Linked DNA regions of Homo sapiens: region 1 is linked to region 2. The links are chromatin loops, found by intact Hi-C in ENCODE. Cell type or tissue: chondrocyte. All regions are shown on one strand. Each heading gives the region's core, and the rest is flanking DNA. Links, peaks and the distances in the headings are about the cores only. Region 1 holds the start of LOC107986494 (a long non-coding RNA gene). Region 2 overlaps ADAMTS2 (ADAM metallopeptidase with thrombospondin type 1 motif 2).

Region 1 (9,129 bases), core at 3,226-5,725, 76 kb before region 2:
GAAAATGCTCGGCAGTGTCAGAAGCTACGCGTGGAGCAGTGAGTCGCGTGGAGCAGTGAGCCGCGTGGAGCAGTGAGTCGCGTGGAGCACTCAGCCATGTGGAGCAGTGAGTCTCGTGGAGCACTCAGCCACGTGGAGCAGTGAGTCTCGTGCAGCACTGAGCCGCGTGGAGCACTGAGCCGCGTGGAGCACTCAGCCATGTGGAGCAGTGAGCCTTGTGAAGGCTGTTCTTGCTATTGCTCATGGCCATCGCCTACTATTTCCACTTAACAGATGAGGCTCTTGGCCCTTGGTGAGGGAGGTAAGGACCTGGCCTGAAATCCTGGAGCAGCATGTGAACTGGTCTTGAGCCCAGGCCAGCAGTCTCAGAGCCTGTGCCTTGGCCCAGCCATGTGGCAGGGGCCCGGGTAAGAGCCACATAAAGGAATGGGACATAATCAAGAGAAAAGCAGCCACAGATGGGAAATAACAAGCTCCATAAAGATGATGGGGAGAACTAATATCAGTGTGAGGGCTTGTTAGGACTCGAATTCTCCCGAATAAAGTGTTCAAAGCAAGTGAAAACAGAGGTTGTTTAAAAGGAAACAAACCAAGCCAGGTGCAGTGGCTTACTCCTGTAATCCCAGCACTTTGGGAAGCCAAGGCAGGTGGATCACTTCAGGCCAGGAGTTCGAGACCAGCCTGGCCAACATGGAGAAACCCTGTCTCTACTAAAACTACAAAAAGTTGGCTGGGCGTGGTGGTGTGCACCTGTAATCCCAGCTACTTGGGAGGCTGAGGCTGGAGAATCGCTTGAGCCTGGGAGGCGGAGGTTGCAGTGAGCGGAGATTGTGCCACTGCACTCCAGCCTGGGTAACAGACCAGGACTCCATCTCAAAAATAAATAAATAAATAAAAATAAAAATAAAAAAAGGAAACACACCAAAAACCAGTGTCTAAAGAAGTGTTTCAGTTTGTAAGTCCTTAAAGATATGGCAACCAATAAGGCGTTATCACCTTGCACAGTTATTAAGTTATCAAAAAAAAAAAAAGATGCATGTTGTAAAATGCCACATTGGCAGAAGTATGAGGGACAGGCACATTCACGTACAGCGGGTGGGAGCCAAATGCATGTTCATCTGGACGGGTGAGCAAACGCCCCCCCGCAATGAATCGAAACACAACGGCTTTTCTCCCACCGGCCCCTTAAATGCATTTGGTTGGAGAAGGTGTTGCCCTCCCCATGTGAAAACTGGCCTGGTCTCAGCACCTTTCAGCTCATGCTCAAGCAAGAGGTTCTCACAGACACCATTCAGAAATAAGGACGTCCAGCTCATGAGAACGGCCTACACTCCAAATGTGCCTGCATGTCCCCTCATGGTGGGGCCGCCTTACTGTTTCTCCATCTGGAGCCCCACCTTGCCACCAGGTGGGCCGGCTTCCTGTCGGCCTGGCGGGTATGGGAAGCTGCCTCTCTCAAGGGGCCGCTCCATGGTTCCTCGAAGGTTTCCTGCTGGAGTTTTTCACCTGCAGATGCCGTGATGGGGCTGATGTGTTTCCTCTTCTTCAGGCCCCTCTGGTGTCCTCAGCCTCAGTTTTCTTCTGCAAGTTCATTGCATGCAGCCCCCTCGTGGAGTCCTCATATCTGCTTAGGCTGAGGGCCCCAGGAGCATCCTACATCCTCAGCCCCACGGGACTCCGGGAGGCAGGCAGGCCGCGCACAGTGCCGCAGTTGATTCACAGTCTGCTCCCACGGCGACGACTCGGCTGACACTGGCTCCCATGTGATCAGCAGACCCCAGCCCTCAGTGTACAGGGCCTCTGAGTGACACCATGGAAGCGCTCTCAGGAGGCTAGAGGTGAGGGAGGTCGCACCTCACGCTTCCTCCTTGGAAGGGGAGCATGCACAGCATAGCAAAGGCTCTCTCCAAATAAATGCACCCTAAACTCTTTTCTTCAGAATCCTCTTGTACACCTTGATATTCTCCTGGATGCTGAGGGGCTCAGTAGGAATTGGCATGCAGGCTGAACTTTGACGTGCTCACCTACTTTTCAATTTCACATTGCTTGCATCCTGGAGTGACCATTCACTCAGCTTATGTGTTTGAGCATTGGTGTGTGTTGGGCATTGGTGTGCGTTGGGCATTGGTGTGTGCTGGGCATTGGTGTGCGTTTGGGCATTGGTGTGTGTTGGGCATACAACACCAAGGTTCTGAGTATGCAAGGGTGCCTGAAAATAGTCTCTTTCTTGAGAATTCAAGGATGCAGATGGGACAGGGGTGGGCAAAGAAGACATCTGCCTTATGACCGCAAGGCGAGCTTCCTGGAATAGGTGCCACTGACTGCACGTGTGCCATGCTCAAGCCGAGGTGAGGCAGCAGCGTCCACTATGCATCTGCATTGTAAGCAACAGAAATCCACGTAAACTGGCTTCACCTCTAAAGGGAATTGATGGGCTCCTGTTCCTGACAAGTCCAGAGGTCATCTTGCTGGCTGCAGGTGAGGCTTGATCCAGCCATTCAAATGATGTCACCAAGAACCAGCTGCAGTCCTCCTCTGGGATTCTCTTGGTTCTGCTACTGGATTCATCCTTAGCCTGGTGCCCACCACAGAGGCAAGTAACTGCGCCATTGCAGCCATCCACCTTCACCCAGCTGCCTCCTGGAGAAGAGTGTTTTGTGTTCCCAAGGCACCCACGGGAGAGAGGGACTTTCCATCCCAGGAACTCCGAGGCTCACTCTGATTAGACCCACTAAAGTTGCTTGAGAAATCCCTGGGACCAGTGACATGCAATGCGATAACTGTCTTAAGTCCTAGTCTATGTCAGGAATCTAGGACAAGGATTGAATGTCCTGAATTTGACCACGAGTGTTCCTTGTTCTGGGAAAGAATGCACCAGACCCTGCATGATTGTTTGGGAAAATATGCACATCCACTTAGGAGGCAGTGGCAGCATGCAGAGGGGGCAGCAGAACAAGAACCAGGATGCAGGACAAGGACGGGGGCGGGGGGCACGAGATGGACACCGGATGCTCCCCAATCAAAGCTGCTCTGTGGGTTTCAGAAATGGGAACACCCGTCCCTTCAAGCATCCATAGTGTGTGAACTGTAGGACTGTAGGGTGAAGGTCATCCCAGAGCTCAGCATTGAAACCAGCCGGAAATTGTTCAGTTGGGGGAACTAGGGGAAAGGGAACAGTGGTGTGGAGGGCAGAGGCAGTGGTGGGAAGCCTGTGTGTGGCCGACGCATGCTTTTACGCTGTCATCACGGCCTTGCTTTCTATAGCAGGGATCTGAGAAGCAGGCAGGCAGCTGCTCTGCCCGAGACTGTCAGGAGTTGGTGGATGTGAATCCATGTCTGAAGCCCAAGCTCTCACTACTCTGCTGTCTCCCTGAGGGGTGCATGAAGGCCCCAGCCCAGCCAGTGACACAGAGGTTGGGAAGACCAGGGCGTGAAGCTTCTGTGCTTGGAGAACAGGAGGGCTTGTGGAGCTGTGGTTGATGGCGTGTCCAGGAAGCCTGGCCAGGGTGAGTAACAGGCCTTGTATGTCAGGCTAAGAAAGTTGCCCTTGACAGTGCGGGATGTGGGGAGCCATGGGCAGGTTTTCAGCAAGGACATAAAGAGATCAATTCCAGGCTTTGGAGAGAGCACCAGGGTGCTGGGTGCAGGGATAGGAGTTGGGGTGGGTACTGAGGGTGCCAGCCATGAGGACAATGGTGGCACCTGGAAGCATGCATCCCCAGGCTGTGGTGAGCAGCCCCGGGCGCCAGGCACTGGGCTGGGCACTGAATCCCCCTTACCACACTGACCTGCACTACTGAGCTATGGAGCTGGGGGTTGTCACACCGTCCAACGAATAGGGAAATGCAGGCTCCAGGTTCTGAGAGCAGGTGGAGTAAAGCACATCCACTGGAGGTGGCCCTGTGTGCCTGGCTCTGCGTCAGGCACTCGGGCCATAGAGCCTCACCCAGTCTCAGAGGACACCATGGCCTGTCTGCTGCTGCCCCTGGTGCTTCCTGGCATCACTGGCTGGAAAGGAGGCTTTGGGGCCTCTGCACATTTTCACCACCACCCCCCATCCTTTAATACCTCTTTCCTCCTCCATGGCTGGGCCTGGAGGATCTTTGTTTCCAGCTGGGGTCTGGCAACAGCCTCACCACGATGGCATGGCGGTGGGCCCGGCCTCTACCCGCTGCGCCACAGCTCCTGGCTCCTGGCTCCAGGTCATCTCTGCCCACAGCCAGTGTCTCTGGTGAGCCTGGGCAGGTGGGAGGCCGAAGCTGTGCCCCACTGGTTTGGATGCTGAGCTCTGGGGTGACCTGCACCCTGTAGTCCTACAGTTCACACGCTATGGATGCCTGAAGGGATGGGTGTCCCGTTTCTGAAACCCACAGAGCAGCCTTGATTGGGAGGCGTCCTGTGCCCATCTCGTGCCCCCCGTCCTTCTCCTGCGTCCAGGTTCTGGTTCTGCCGCCTCCTCCGCACGCTGCTCACCAGCCTGCTAAGTGGATGTGAATAAACAATCATGCAGGGTTTGGTGCATTCTTTCCTGGAACAAGGAAGACTTGTGGTCAAATTTAGGACATTCGATCCTTGTCTTGAATTCCTGACAAAAATCCTCCCAGGGTGACAGCTAAACCCTTAGGCTGGCTGAGTTCTGCGCCCCCATTTTTCCAGCCGCATTCGCAGCCCCTACACAGCTACACACCCCGGGCATCCAACACTGGCCCTCTCCCCACCAGGTCACGTGCTTTCACACCTGCCTGCCTTGGCACAGGTGCCCCACCAGAGCGGTGCCCTGCGGGGACTGAATGTGTCTGTGCTCCTCTGACTCTGCCGGCTGTTTCGGGCGCAGCAGCCTCCTCTAGGCACATCTCCCTTGCTCCCTGAGGGGCTTCTCTCTCAGTTATGTAAATGGCAGGAGACATTTTCCTGGTCCTGAGACAGGAGTGAGAAGATGGCTTTAAAACCTGCCTCACTGCTTGTGGATCTAGATGGTGCCTGGGGAGGAGTGGGCGGCTCTGGGTTAAATGTGTATAAAGACAGGGATGTTCTTCCTTCCAACGAGCCTGCTCTAGAAGGTCTCCCTGCCAGTGTCTCTGGATCTGGCCTGGTGGGTGCTGCCTCTGTGAGCAGCATTGCCCCTGCCTCCACCTGAGGGTCACCGTGGCTCCCTTATAGGGGTGACATGTGCTCCGGACTGCTTTGTGGATGGAGAGTGGGGCACAGGTCCATCGCCACCCACACTTTTTTTTTTTTGAGACAGAGTCTTGCTCTGTGGCCCAGGCTGGAGTGCAATGGCGCGATCTCAGCTCACAGCAACCTCCGTCTCCCAGGTTCACAAGCGATTCTCCTTCCTCAGCCTCCCAAGTAGCTGGGATTACAGGCATCCACCACCACGCCCGGCTAATTTTTTTTTTTTTTTTTTTGAGACAGAGTCTCGCTCTGTCACCCAGGCTGGAGTGCAGTGGCGCGATCTTGGCTCACTGCAAGCTCCACCTCCTGGGTTCACGCCATTCTCCTGCCTCAGCCTCCCGAGTAGCTGGGACTACAGGTGCCTGCGACCACGCCCGACTGATTTTTTTTTGTGTTTTTATTACAGACGGGGTTTCCCCGTGTTAGCCAAGATGGTCTCTATCTCCTGACCTCGTGATCTGCCCGCCTCGGCCTCCCAAAGTGCTGGGATTACAGGAGTGAGCCACTGCACCTGGCCATGCCTGGCTAATTTTTTATATTTTTAGTAGAGATGGGGTTTCACCATGTTGGCCAGGCTGGTCTTGAACTCCTGACCTCAGGTGATCCACCCACCTCAACCCCCACAAAGGGCTGGGATTACAGGTGTGAGCCACTGCACCCGGCCTGTCCACAATTCTGGTGGGACCTGGTGGTATAGACATGGCTGGTCTGGCTGGTAGCCACTCTCATGCAGTACAGCCCAGGAGGGGGCATTGGGCTGAGCTCCTCCCCCTTTCCCCTCCCCCAGCCGGACTCCTCCCTTTTTCCCCTCCTCTGGCTGGACTCCTCCCCTTCCCCCTCCCCCACTGAGATCCTTCCCCTTCCCCACCACCCCTGGCTGGGCTCCTCCTCCCCAGGGGCTGGAGTCCTCCCTCTTCCCCCTCCCCCAGTTGGACTCTTCCCCCTTCCCCCCTCCCCCAGTTGGACACTTCCCTCTCCCCCTCCCCTGAATGGACTCCTCCCCCTTCCCCCCTCCCCTGCTGAGCTCCTCCCCCTTTCCCCCTCTCCTGGCTGGACTCCTACCTCATTCCCCTCCCCCGCTGAGCTCCTCCCCCTTTTCTTCTCTCCCCCAGCTGGACTCCTCCCCCTTCTCCCATTCCCTGGCTGGGCTCCTCTTCCTTGGGACCCTCATAGCTTGATGAGAAGACAGTGCCCTCTTGGCCAGACCAGGACATTATTTGACAGTAGAGAAACTGGAGTGTAGACAAACACCATGGATGCTGTGTGGAAGAGTTGTTCCCAGCTGAAGATGTCCCTCCTCAGTGAAGCCCTGCCTGAGCGTCTCCGGTCCTTCTCAGCAGCCAGAGGCTTCTCAGCACTTCTGCGTTCCCATCTGGGTGGGAACTGCATGGCCTGTTTAAGCACAAGGAGGGGGAGTGTGGGGAAGGGGGAGCAGAGTGAGTGGGGAGGTCAGAAAGGCAGGCACTGGTTCATGTAGGGTGGTTGATACAGTTTGGATGTTTGTCCTCTCCAAATCTCATACTGAAATCTGACCCTCAATGCTGGAGGTGGGACCTGGTGGGAGGTGCTTGGGTGACATGGGCCAATCCCTCATGAATGGCCTGGTGCCCTCCCTGTGGTAATGAATTCCCATGAGATCTGATTGTTAGAAAGAGCCTAGGTAGCTCCTCTCTCTTGCTCCATCTGTCACTGTGGGACACCTCTGCTACCCTTCCCCTCCCACCAGGAGGGTAAGCTTCCTGAGGCCCTGACCCCAAGCAGATGCTGCTGCCATGCCTCCGGTACTGCCTGCAGAACTGTGGACCAAATAAACCTCTCTTCTTTATAAACGGCCCAGTCTCCGGCGTTCTTTTATGGCAACGCAAAACGTATAAGCACAATCTTGTGGAGAAACTTCCCTACCACGGCGGCCTTGGCAGTCGGTCCTGCTCCTGATGAGGTGATAGAGAACAGCACCTGAGATGATTAGAGGAGAGGGCCCTGACATCCTCTGTGCCCTCTGCCCTGGCATCCTCTGTGCCCTCTGCCCTGACATCCTGAGTCCTCTGCCCCGACGTCCTCTGTGCCCTCTGCCCCAACGTCCTCCGTGCCCTCTGCCCCGACGTCCTCTGAGTCCTCTGCCCTGACGTCCTGCGTGCTCTCTGCCCCAATGTCCTCTGAGTCCTCTGCCCCGACGTCCTCCGTGCCCTCTGCCCCGACGTCCTCTGTGCTCTCTGCCCCGATGTCCTCTGAGCTCTCTGCCCTGATGTCCTCTGAGTCCTCTGCCCCGACGTCCTCCGTGCCCTCTGTCCCGACGTCCTCTGTGCCTTCTGCCCTGACGTCCTCCAAGTCCTCTGCCCCAACGTCCTCCGTGCCCTCTGCCCTGACGTCCTCTGAGTCCTCTGCACCGACGTCCTCTGTGCCCTCTGCCCCAACGCCCTCTGAGTCCTCTGCCCTGACGTCCTCCTTGCTCTCTGCCCTGACGTACTCTGTGCTCTCTGCCCTGACGTCCTCCAAGTCCTCTGCCCTGACGTCCTCCAAGTCCTCTGCCCGGACGTCCTCCGTGCCCTCTGACCTGAAGTCGGGGCCGCCTGACTGGACCATGACTCTCCACCTATGCCTGGCTGCCGAACAGCGTGAGGGCACTTCTGAGGGGGCAGAGAGTCCCTTGATGGGCCTGCCGCAGCCCTGGGCCTGGTGTGTCTCCCTTTGTCCCTGCTGGCCTCATCCATCTGACTGCATGCCTTCTGTACCCTGTGTCCTGGCTCCCTGCCTCGGCCCCTCTCTTGCAGTGGGACAGGGCACACACCCTGGACCCCGACGCTGATTGGCTGGGTGCAGACCTCGTACCCCAACACCCACAGCCCTGCCCTGTTCCCAGCTCCCAGAACACACCCTGGTCTCCTTCCTAGGGATTGAGACTCAGAATATGCAGCGTCCTCGTGAGCCACCTAGATGTCCTACTCACCCAGGCCTGTGGGGCCCTGCTCTCAGGCACCCCTTGCCAGGGTGTCCTCCTGTGTGAAGGAGCCTGCCTGCTTGGGGTGTGGAGCCACCCCAGGCTCCAGCTTGTGAGCTGGTCCATGAAAATTTGGTGCCTTCCTGGAGAGAGAAGCCTGCCGGCTTGGTAAGTGGGCTCAATCATGTGTTCCCTGGGGAGCCCTCCAGAGTCTGTCTGAATTGGAGAGGGAGCTCAGGTTATGGGAACCCATCTTGGCGGCCTGGCAGAGCCGTGGGCGTTTGAATTAGGATTCTTGGCTGCAACTGTCAGAAGCTGGCTCAGACCAGCTGACGGGCTCTTAGAACCAAACTGTTGCTGCGTCCAAGGGGCCCCGGCAGTAGGCGCAGCATGTCCAGACCCTCTCTCGTCCACTTCTGGGGCCTGGCCCAGGCCAGCTTCTTCCCCTCTAGGCTCCCGACAGTGGCAGACCCTCGCTTCAGAGCCGCTCCTCCAAGAGGAAATGTGCCTCAAGCCTTAGGTCCAGTCGGAAAGCACTGGGGAAGGATGCTGATTGGTCCGGCTTGGGCCGAACGTCCAATCCTGCCGCAGGAGGTGAGGCACTGCATTTGATTGACAGCTCTCCGCCCTACCACTGCGAGAGTGCGCAGCGTCCCAAAGAGGGCGAGGGGTGGTGTGGACAGCTCTGTCCCTTATCGAGGGGGAGCACTGAGGTTCCTGGCATGTGGTCGAGACCCTCCTCACAGCTGTTCAGGTGTGGGACGGGAAGACAAAGAAGACCACTGGTCTCACAATTTGGGACACAGCAGAAGCCCACGCTCCTGGTGCCGGCGTTGACATGTGCTAGCAATGACGGTGCCCCCATAATGGACAGGCCCTGTGCCAGGCGCTTTAAATGAACAATACCGAATAGGCCTGAACCTTCCCACAGGTATGACTATTCCTATTTTTAATAGGAGGAAACTGAGGCTCAGAGACTTAAAGTGACTGTAAGAGGCCAAAAAATTACCAGCCTG
Region 2 (9,129 bases), core at 2,806-5,305:
AGTGATATCCTTTTTAAAAATATTCTGATACTGGTAATTCATATTTTTTTCTGTTTCTCTTCTTCAGTCTCACTAGAGATTTATCAGTTGACTGATCTTTACAAAGAACCAAATTTGGTTTCATTGATCTTCTCTATTATTTTCATATTTTCAGTTTCATTGATTTTTACTCTTATCATTTCCTCCCTTCTACTTGCTTTGGGCTTATTTTGCTTTTTCTATTTGAGCATGTTTTGGTATTCAATTTTAATTTACCTATTGTGTTTGGTTGTATATCTTTGTATAGTGTTTACTGGTTGCTCCAGGGATTATAATAAACCTATATAACTCTTCAGAGTCTTTTTCAAATCAATATTTTACCACTTCAAGTTGAATGTTGAGACCCTGCCATCATATAGGTCCCTCTGTCCTCCCCTGAATGTTGTTGTCTTTTATACACCTACATACATGGAAAACTACATCAGACAGCATTATCATTCCTCTTTAAAATACGCAAGAGCCTAATCTGTTATATTTTTTCAGGTATTTCTGTTGCTCTTCCTTTATTCCTGATGTTCAAAATTTCTTTCTAGCATCATTTTCCCCCTGTCTGAAGAACTTCCTTCAGCAACCATCTTAGGGTAGATCTGCTGGCCACACATTCTATAAGTTTTGCTTCATCTGAGAATGTCTTTATTTCTCCTTAATTCTTGAAGTGTATTTTTGCTGGAGATAGAATTCTGGGTTGACAGTTCTTTTTTTTTTTTTTTCAGCATTTTAACAATGTTTTGCACTTCCTTTGGACTTCACAGTTTTGATAAGAAATCTGCAGTTATCTGAACCATTTTTCCCCTATAAGTAATGCACTGTTTTTCTCTGACTGCTTTCAAGACTTTTTTTTGTCTGTAGTTTTCAGAGTGTGTTTATAACGTGTGGGATTGTGTTTCCTTGGATTTCTCTCATTTGAGGTTTGCCGATCTGTTGAATTGGTAGGTTTATGCATTTCACAGAATTTGAGAAGTTTTCAGCCATTATTTATCCAAATATTTGTTTAGTAATACATTCTTTCTCTTCTCCTTCTGGGACATGACTGTTAGTTAGATCTTTCGGTATTTTCCCACAGTCTCTAAGGCTCTTGGCATTATAAAATATTTTTACTCGCTGCAGTTTGAATTGGGTAACTTCTATTGCTCTATCCTCAAGTTCACTGACTCATTCCTCTGTCATATCCATTCTGCTCTTGAGCCTATCCAGTGAGTTCTTAAAGTTTCTGTTATTGTATTTTTCAGTTCTAAAATTTCCGTTTGGTCCTTTTTAAAAATATGTCTTCCGTTTCTTGCTGAGACTATCTTTCCATTAGTTGCCAGAGTTTTTGCCCTTACTTTATGGAGTATTTTTATAATAGCTGCTTTAAGATCATTGTCAGTTAATTCCAACATATGTGCTATCTCAGTCTTGTTATCTGTTGGTTGTATTTGCCTGGAGGAGTTGAGATTTTCCTGGTTCTTGGTATGCCAAGTAATTTTGGACTGTATCCTGGACACTTTGATATTACCCTATGAGACTTTGGATCTTGTTTAAATGCTATGGAGAAGGTCATTATTTTTGTTTGATCAGGTAATTAACCCTTGGGTTAATTGGGTTCCGGCTGCAAGTTCCAATGTGCCTGTGGATTGCGGTTCAATGTCAGGTCCATTTTCAAAGCCTGTGCAGTCCTATTCTGATCAATCCCATGTAAACACAACCCAGTGGCACGTCTGGGACCTGGGCATTGGTCCACCTCCTAAGTCAGTCCCCAGAACCTATGGCGTGTTGTTTAGGGTCAGACCCACTCGTGCACGGCTCAAGCACGAGCCCAGGAGTTTCTAACCAACTTTCTGATGCCAGTTCCCCAAGCTCTGCTGTCTCTGCCATCTTCCTAGCCCTGTCCAGTTTCCTGCGGCTCCTTGTTAAATCTCTCTGGCCAGAAAGCTGGGGCTTTATTGACCCTGCTGTCTTGCACACTTCCTGCAACTACACTCCTGGGAGGACCAAAAGAGGAAAGAGCAATGGGGTTTCACTCCACCTTTCTAGGACCACAGCACTTCCAGCTACACAGCCAGGCTCCCCTCTTAGAGTTTTAGGTGCCTGTGGGCTGCCATGAGCTGGCGTGTGAGAACACGAAGAAAAGAAAAAGGAAATAGGAAAGAAAAATGAGGTGTTGGCTTGGCTCTGAGCATTCGGAAATGCTTTTTCTATCCTTGAGCTACAACAACAGGGCTTGTCTCGAGCTCTGTCTGTCTGTACCCAGTGCCCGCTTCTGGAGTTTGACCTGCCTTGTATCTAGGCTGAGGAATACCAGAGAATGAAGAGTAAACTCTGCGGGTTTGCTGAACCTCACATTCTAGTCTTCTTCCCCAATCTGCATGCTGTTATTTATTTTGCAGGGTCCTCAGCTAGCTGCTCATGAATCCAGTGCATTTGGGTGGCTGCAGGCAGTGGGGGATGCAGGTGAGGCGTGCTCACACCATCCTACTGGAACCTGAACCTTCTCCTAGGGACCTCTCTATGTGTTGAGCGGTTTATAATCAGGGAGGGACTTCTACCAGCAGAAATACAGCCATAGGCAGATCCCTGCTGAACAGGAATTTCATAGAGAGAGGGAGGGAGATCCTGCCCCCAGCAATTCTCACAACATGCCCAGAGCAACTGACAGGGGAATCAGGTCTCTTCCACCCTCCAGGGGCTGCCCACTGCACAGAGGAGAAAATCCAATCTCCTCCCCACAGCAGAGGAAGCTCTGTGCAGTCTGCCCCCGCCCACCACTCTGACCTCCTGTACCCCACCCAGGCCCACCACTCTGCCCTCCTGTACCCCACCCAGGCCCACCACTCTGCCCTCCTGTCCCTCGCCCCCGCCCACCCTTTGCTCTCCACACTCCACTCACATTGGCCTTCTTCCCTTTCCTCAAACATGGCAGGTCTGTTCTGACCTCGGGTCCTCTGCATGTGCTGTTCTCTGTGCTGGAGCCCACTTCCCCAGATCTCTCCATCGCTGCCTCTTTCCAATCATTTAGGCCTCAGCTCCAGTGTCATCTCTTCCAGGAAGTCCCCCGCCCCCCTCAACAATACTCTGTGCTGTTGTCCTCACGGCTGCGTCACTCTCTGTCGACTTCCTCTTTGCTTGCTTACTGCCATTTGCCCCCCCGGGAGATAGCACCCAGGGTCTGCATTCAGCCACAGGTCGCAAATGTGAATGCACCTTTGTGGCCACATCTATCGGTGCTGCTGGCAAGGTGGAGGTTGGGAAGCCGGACCCACTGGGCCACAAGTCCTCAGGGCTCCTTCCTGGTCCAGAGGACCCCCAGGAGGAGGCAGCTCTGCCTCCGCAGAGAATCTTGCTGCAGTTTGGGTTGTCCGGGGCCTTATCACTCCCCCGCTTTTTTTTTTTTTTTTTTTTTTTTTTTTGAGACGGTCTTGCTCTGTCGCCCAGAGCAGCTGGGACTACAGGCGCCCCCCACCACGCCCGGCTAATGTTTTATATTTTTTTAGTAGAGACGGGGTTTCACTGTGTTAGCCAGGATGGTCTCCATCTCCTGACCTCATGATCCGCCCACCTCAGCCTCCCAAAATGCTGGGATTACAGGCATGAGCCACCGCACCCGGCCATCACCCCCGTCTATTTTCATACATGCAGTGGGGTGAGAGGCAGAAGTCCCGGCTTCTGCTCCTGTGTGGCTTCCTACTCACTCTACACTCCCCTTCCTGACGCTGGCCAGAGGCTGGCGGAAGGGCTGTGCTGGGCCAGGACTGGCTTGCAGTTCCTCTGCAGGGAGTCCCGGAGCCTGGGGCCTGAGGGCTGCCTTGGAAGGGCACCCAGGGGCGAGGTGTGCAGGCTGACTGTTCCCAAGCAGCTGGGGGCCTGCCCTCGCTCCTCTCCCGGGCACAGCACGCTGTGAGCGGGGCATCCCGCACGCCCTGCTGCCACCGGCTCTCCGGCTGCACTCCTTCTTCACACGCTGGATGAGAGGACACTGCTGGGGCAGCAGGGCACATGGTGCAGGGGTCCTGCCCTCATTTGTGTCTTTTCCCAGAGGATGGGTTGTCTCCAAGTTCTGCGTCAAAACTGAAGTTCAGCATACTTAAGCCCAGTGGTTCACAAAGGAGATGCTTGAAACCCACTTCTCTCCCCCAGTTACTCAGGTGCTGCCCAGTGGAGAGAGATCTGTGCACACAGCCTTGTCTCCCTGCGGCATCTGGGCGCCACAGGGCAGCCCTCAAGAGATGCCCCTGTCCCAGTGCGGGGCTGGGGAGGAGCCCAGCCCTGTGCGAGCAGATCCGGATCCACCACTCATTAGCTGTCTAATCCTGAAAGAGTCATGTCATCTCTTGGAGCCTGTTTCCCAATCTGTAAAATGGGCATAATGATACTGAGCTCACTTCCTTTGCCTTCATTATCTTATTTTCAATCCCTTGACAACTCTGTAAAGTAGGTAATATTGTGCCATTTTAGACACGGAAAAGCAGAGGTCGAAAGAGGCCAAATAGCCACAAGTGACAGAGTGGGGATTTAAGTCTAAAGATCTCAAGTTTCGGCTGGGCTCAATTCTTTCCTTCAGCCCAGGATGTTCAGGGATGACAGCCAGGCTGGGCCCCTGAGCAATGCCCTCTGCTGTCTTTTTTTTTTTTTTTTTCCTGGGGGACAGGAGCGAGCAGAGCCTCCAGAACCTTTGCCCAGATCACAGTAGGCGGTTCTTGCAGCTGGGACCAGTTCCTCCCACTTGGACAGAGTGAGGAGTCCAGGCTTCACTGAGGCCAGGAGGGGGCTGGCCGCCGGCTCCAGACTGGGGAAGCCTGTGTTTGGGGCTTGTGCTCAGTGTGTGGGGACATCCTCCGGCCTCTGTCCTGCGGGACCTCTCCGACTTTTAATTGGCTTTCTTCTGGCTCCGCGTAGATGAAGAGTTTTTGCCAGAGCCAGAGCCATAACGGTTTATCTGTCTGCTGGCTTGCGTTTCTCAGACTGTTACTGAATTAAGTTGTATGTATGAAGACTCTTAAATAAAATAATATCATCGTGTTTATTCGGAGCTTGGCCTTAAAGTGCACTTTTGAGTGTGCACATCATTCTTCTTAAACCAGGGCCTCCTTTATAAGGGGATTTATCTTCACTTTGAGAAACGTCTGCTAAAGCCTGCTGTGCCAAAGTCCTCATGCTTACTGCTAGAGCCACAGAAGTGAAGGGGGGTCTGGCTTGTCCTCAGGCAGCTCAAAGTCAGGGGGACGGGGACAAAAGACCAGCCAAAAAGTGTTGCAAAGACATCAATGGGTGCTATAAGAGGATGCTATTCTTTTGTTTCTTTAGTTTTCCATTGTTTACAATTAAACATTATTCACAACAACTGACAAAACATGATTCACAATAATTTACATTATTCACAATTAAAAATTACTTTTGAACATACAAAACATATGGTCATTATCATTGAATAATGTAGAAAAGTATTAAGGAGAAAGCAAAAACCATGAAATCCTACCCTTTTGAGATAGTCTCTGTGAGAGACAGAATAATCCTTCTCCCAAAGTTGTCCATGTCCCAGTCCCGAGAACCTGGGAATAAATCAGGTGACATAGCAGGGGCAGTGAAGGTTACAGATGGAAGTCAGGTTGCTAATTAGTTGACTTTTAAGATAAGGAGATTATCCTGGATGGCACAGTGTAATGGCAAGGATTCTTCTTTTTTTTTTTTTTTTTTTGAGACGGAGTCTCACTCTGTCGCCCAGGCTGGAGTGCAGTGGCATAATCTCAGGCTCACTGCAAGCTCCACCTCCTGGGTCCAAGTGATTCTCCTGCCTCAGCCTCCAGAGTAGCTGGGACTACAGGCGCCTGCCACCACGCCTGGCTAATTTTTTGTATTTTTAGTAGAGACGGGGTTTCACTGTGTTAGCCAGGATGGTCTCCATCTCCTGACCTTGTGATCCGCCCGCCTCAGCCTCCCAAAGTGCTGGGATTACAGGTGTGAGCTGGCCATGACAAGGATTCATAAAAGTAGAAGATGGAGGCAGAAGTTCAGAGTCAGAGAGGGGTCAGTAGATGCTCCGGTGCTGGCTTTGAAGATGGAGGAGGGGGCCACAAGCCAAGGAATGTGGGTAGCCTCTAAAAGCTGGAAAAAAACAAGGAAACATTCTCCTTAGAGCTTCCAGAAGGAATGCAGCCCTCCCCACACCTTGATTTTAGCCCAGTGAGACCCATTGTGGACTTCAGATCTCTAGAACTGTCAGATAATAAATGTGTGTGTGTGTGTGTGTGTGTGTGTGTGTTTGAGTTGGAGTCTTGATCTGTTGCCCAGGCTGGAGTGCTGTGGTGTGATCTTGGCTCACTGCAAGCTCCGCCTCCTGGGTTCACACCATTCTCCTGCCTCAGCCTCCCAAGTAGCTGGGACTACAGGCGCCCGCCACCACGGCCGGCTGATTTTTTGTATATTTAGCAGAGACAGGATTTCACCGTGTTAGCCAGGATGGTCTCCATCTCCTGACCTCGTGATCCGCCCGCCTCAGCCTCCCAAAGTGCTGGGATTACAGGCGTGAGCCACCGCGCCTGGACAAATTTGTGTTTTTAAGCCACTACATTTGCAGTAATTTGTTACAGCTATACAAACTAACCGTTTTTCCATCTTGTTACATATATGTCACACTCAGAAGTGAGATCTTGTCACTCATGCTATTTGTATCAACATCTTTAGGTTTATGGTTGCTCTCTCTTCTGCCCTCTTGACTGGAGCACTGGCTTCATTTATTTTCACTCTGGTCTATAATTAAGAAGGTTGTGAACTTGCTTCTGGTGGTGGCTTTGGTCTCATCCACAGGTTCTGATGTGCTGAATTCTCACTGTCATCATTTTAAAAAGATTTATGATTTTGATTCCAGTAACTTAAGAGCTATTTAGAGGAATGTTGAAAAAACTTCCGAGTGGTTGGATTTTAGGTTATTAAGCTTTGCGTTGATTCCTAGTATAATCCAAATGTTTTCAGACCTTAGCATCTCTGGGTTTAAATTGGGTCTTGTCAGCATTTATATCTGCATCTTGCCATTCCAGTGACACCCCACCCCTAACCAGCGCAGATCTCAGTTTCCTACAAGGGCTTGTGAATGCCTCCCCCTCAACCCCTCTAGCATTTCTAGGCATCTCCCAGTTCCGTAGAGCCCGTCCACACCCCTCCTGCCACGTGTGTATTCTGAGCATCCCAGGCTCTGCAGGTGTCCCTCCGTTCAGGCTGCCATAACAAAATATCACAGACTGGGTGTTTAGAAACAACAGAAGTTTATTTCTCACAGTTTTGGAGTCTCACATGTGAGATCGGGGCGCCAGTGGGTTTGGTGTCTGGTGAGGGCTGCTTCCTCGCTCATAGCTGGGGCCTTCTTGCTGTGTTTGCACACAGTGGAGGGTGCACAAGCTCCCTGGGCCTCTCTGATAAGGGCACTAATCCCATTAACGGGGTCCCCACCCTCATGACCTCATCACCTTCCAAAGGCCCGCTTCACACCATCACCTTGGGACAGGAAGAGCTCATCTCCATGGAGGCTTGGCAGGGCCAGGCCTGCCACAGAGTTAGGAGTGAAGGGGACAGCCTGGGTTCCCCGAGCCTCGGGGAATTTCTGAAATTGCCTCTGTCTCCTGGTGTTTGCTCAGCTTCTATGAATGTCAGGTGGGCTTCTGAAGGGAGCACGGAATCTGCGTTGCAGGGTCACTGTGGCACGAGGGGACCCTGGCCTCTGGTGCTGTGGAAACCGGAGCAGCTGGGGGCGGCCAGAGAGAGGCTGAGCAGGAGGGTGTGGAGGTCCCCGGGGCCCTGGGGAGGAGGGACAGAGGCCATGGGCATTGGTGCGTGGGAGGGAGCAGCAGAGGCCAGCCTGCTGAGAAGGGCTGTGAGGGAAGGGAGGTCCTGTGGCTGGAGGGGAAGCAGAGTCTTCTTGTTCAGGATTGAAGAGACCCGGTTCTGTTGTTGGGCTGAGAGAGGACTTTAGAGAGGAGGAGGCCGAAGACGCAGCAGGGGAGGCGAGAAGGGACTTGTGGAGAGCCCTGAGGGAGCTGGTGGTGGGCAGTGGGTTGTCTCGGCTCAGAGCAAGAGCTCTCCGTCCTCTGGGATTATAGTGGAGGGCGTTGGGGGCACTCTGCCAGTGACTTCATCAGTAGGGGTGGGGAGTTGGCATTATGCCCCATGATGCAAGGGCCCAAGTCACCCTGGAGAGGGAAGCCGGGGTCTTGAGGGAGGGTCCTGGGAGACATGGGGCCTCAGCGTATTGGGGAAGGGAACAGTCAAGAGAAAGGGGCAGGCTGTGGGGAGGGCCTTCTGGCTGGACAGTACTAGCAGGGAGTGGGGCAGAAGGGGGTCCCCATACCAACTTCACCTCTTGGTTCTTGGTGCCGAGAAGCAGCAATCTCAGGTTTCTGCATTGCCAGGCAGGTGGGGTGGGAGGCTACGGCTGACAGGCTTGGGGGATTCAGGCCAGGCAGGCAGGGGAGGCCGGGATCAATTTTTGTAAATGCTCCCCCATGCTTGTAAAGAATACTCATTTGCTTTCGGTTGTAAGTCGTCAGATCCATCCAGAAATCAATCCGGCCCATTTCCCGAGTCAATGAGTCTGTGCCCCTCTGCTGTGGTCTAGGAGACCTGTCACCCACTGGGAGTGGCCGTTCGCATTTCCCTTTGACAGGGCTGTTGAGCCACTTGTGTTTCTAACCATGGCAGATGCTGCGGCCCTTGGTTTGTAAAGCTTGGTGACTGTGTGCTTTCACCAAGCCTTGTCAATACAACAGGAGTTTCCAGTCATTTAGTACTTGCTCTGAGTTCTATTTTGATGATACTACAGACACCCTGCTTTCTGGGTTTGCAGTTTTCTCTGTCTCTCTTTTAGCATGTTTCAGGCATGTGTTACAGACGGCATGCCTTGTTTGTTCCATCTCAGTCTGGTTGATCTCTAACTGCAATGTTAAACCCATTGATGGTTGTGTTAGTGATACCAGTGGCCCGTCCTTTTTTCGGCCTGCACCTTTGCATCTTTATGCTTGACTTGTCCCCTGTCCACCCTGGGAGCAGGCAGGCAGCTGGTCTTCCCAGGCACCACCCTCCTGACCCACAGCACGCAGCAGCCTCTCTCTGCCCGCCGCCTCTCCC

What was found. Hi-C counts contacts between places; a loop is a spot of excess contacts. Peaks named below come from ENCODE experiments on the same cell type or tissue, not always from the same donor. Only the 100,000 strongest peaks of a DNase experiment are listed, where the experiment ranks them.
Region 1: it touches region 2 in a loop (1.9-fold over the local background); 1 of 110 quality-filtered maps calls a loop at or near these places.

The regions. Positions count from the first base shown.
Region 1 is chr5:179,372,913-179,382,041 of GRCh38, reverse strand. LOC107986494 (a long non-coding RNA gene) reads left to right here and starts at 3,098. Exons shown (of 2, transcript XR_001743041.1): 1 at 3,098-3,506; 2 at 6,288-7,007. LOC124901149 (a long non-coding RNA gene) reads right to left here and starts at 8,611. Exons shown (of 3, transcript XR_007059083.1): 1 at 8,123-8,611; 2 at 6,928-7,131; 3 at 6,496-6,567. In chondrocyte, for the core only: no CTCF peak of the experiment used is centred there; DNase peaks (open chromatin) are centred at 4,271 and 4,741.
Region 2 is chr5:179,296,676-179,305,804 of GRCh38, reverse strand. All of the region lies in intron 2 of ADAMTS2 (ADAM metallopeptidase with thrombospondin type 1 motif 2), which reads left to right. Among named protein-coding and RNA genes, the nearest start is that of ADAMTS2, 44 kb to the left of the region's middle. RefSeq lists an enhancer at 3,540-4,039. In chondrocyte, for the core only: no CTCF peak of the experiment used is centred there; a DNase peak (open chromatin) is centred at 3,844.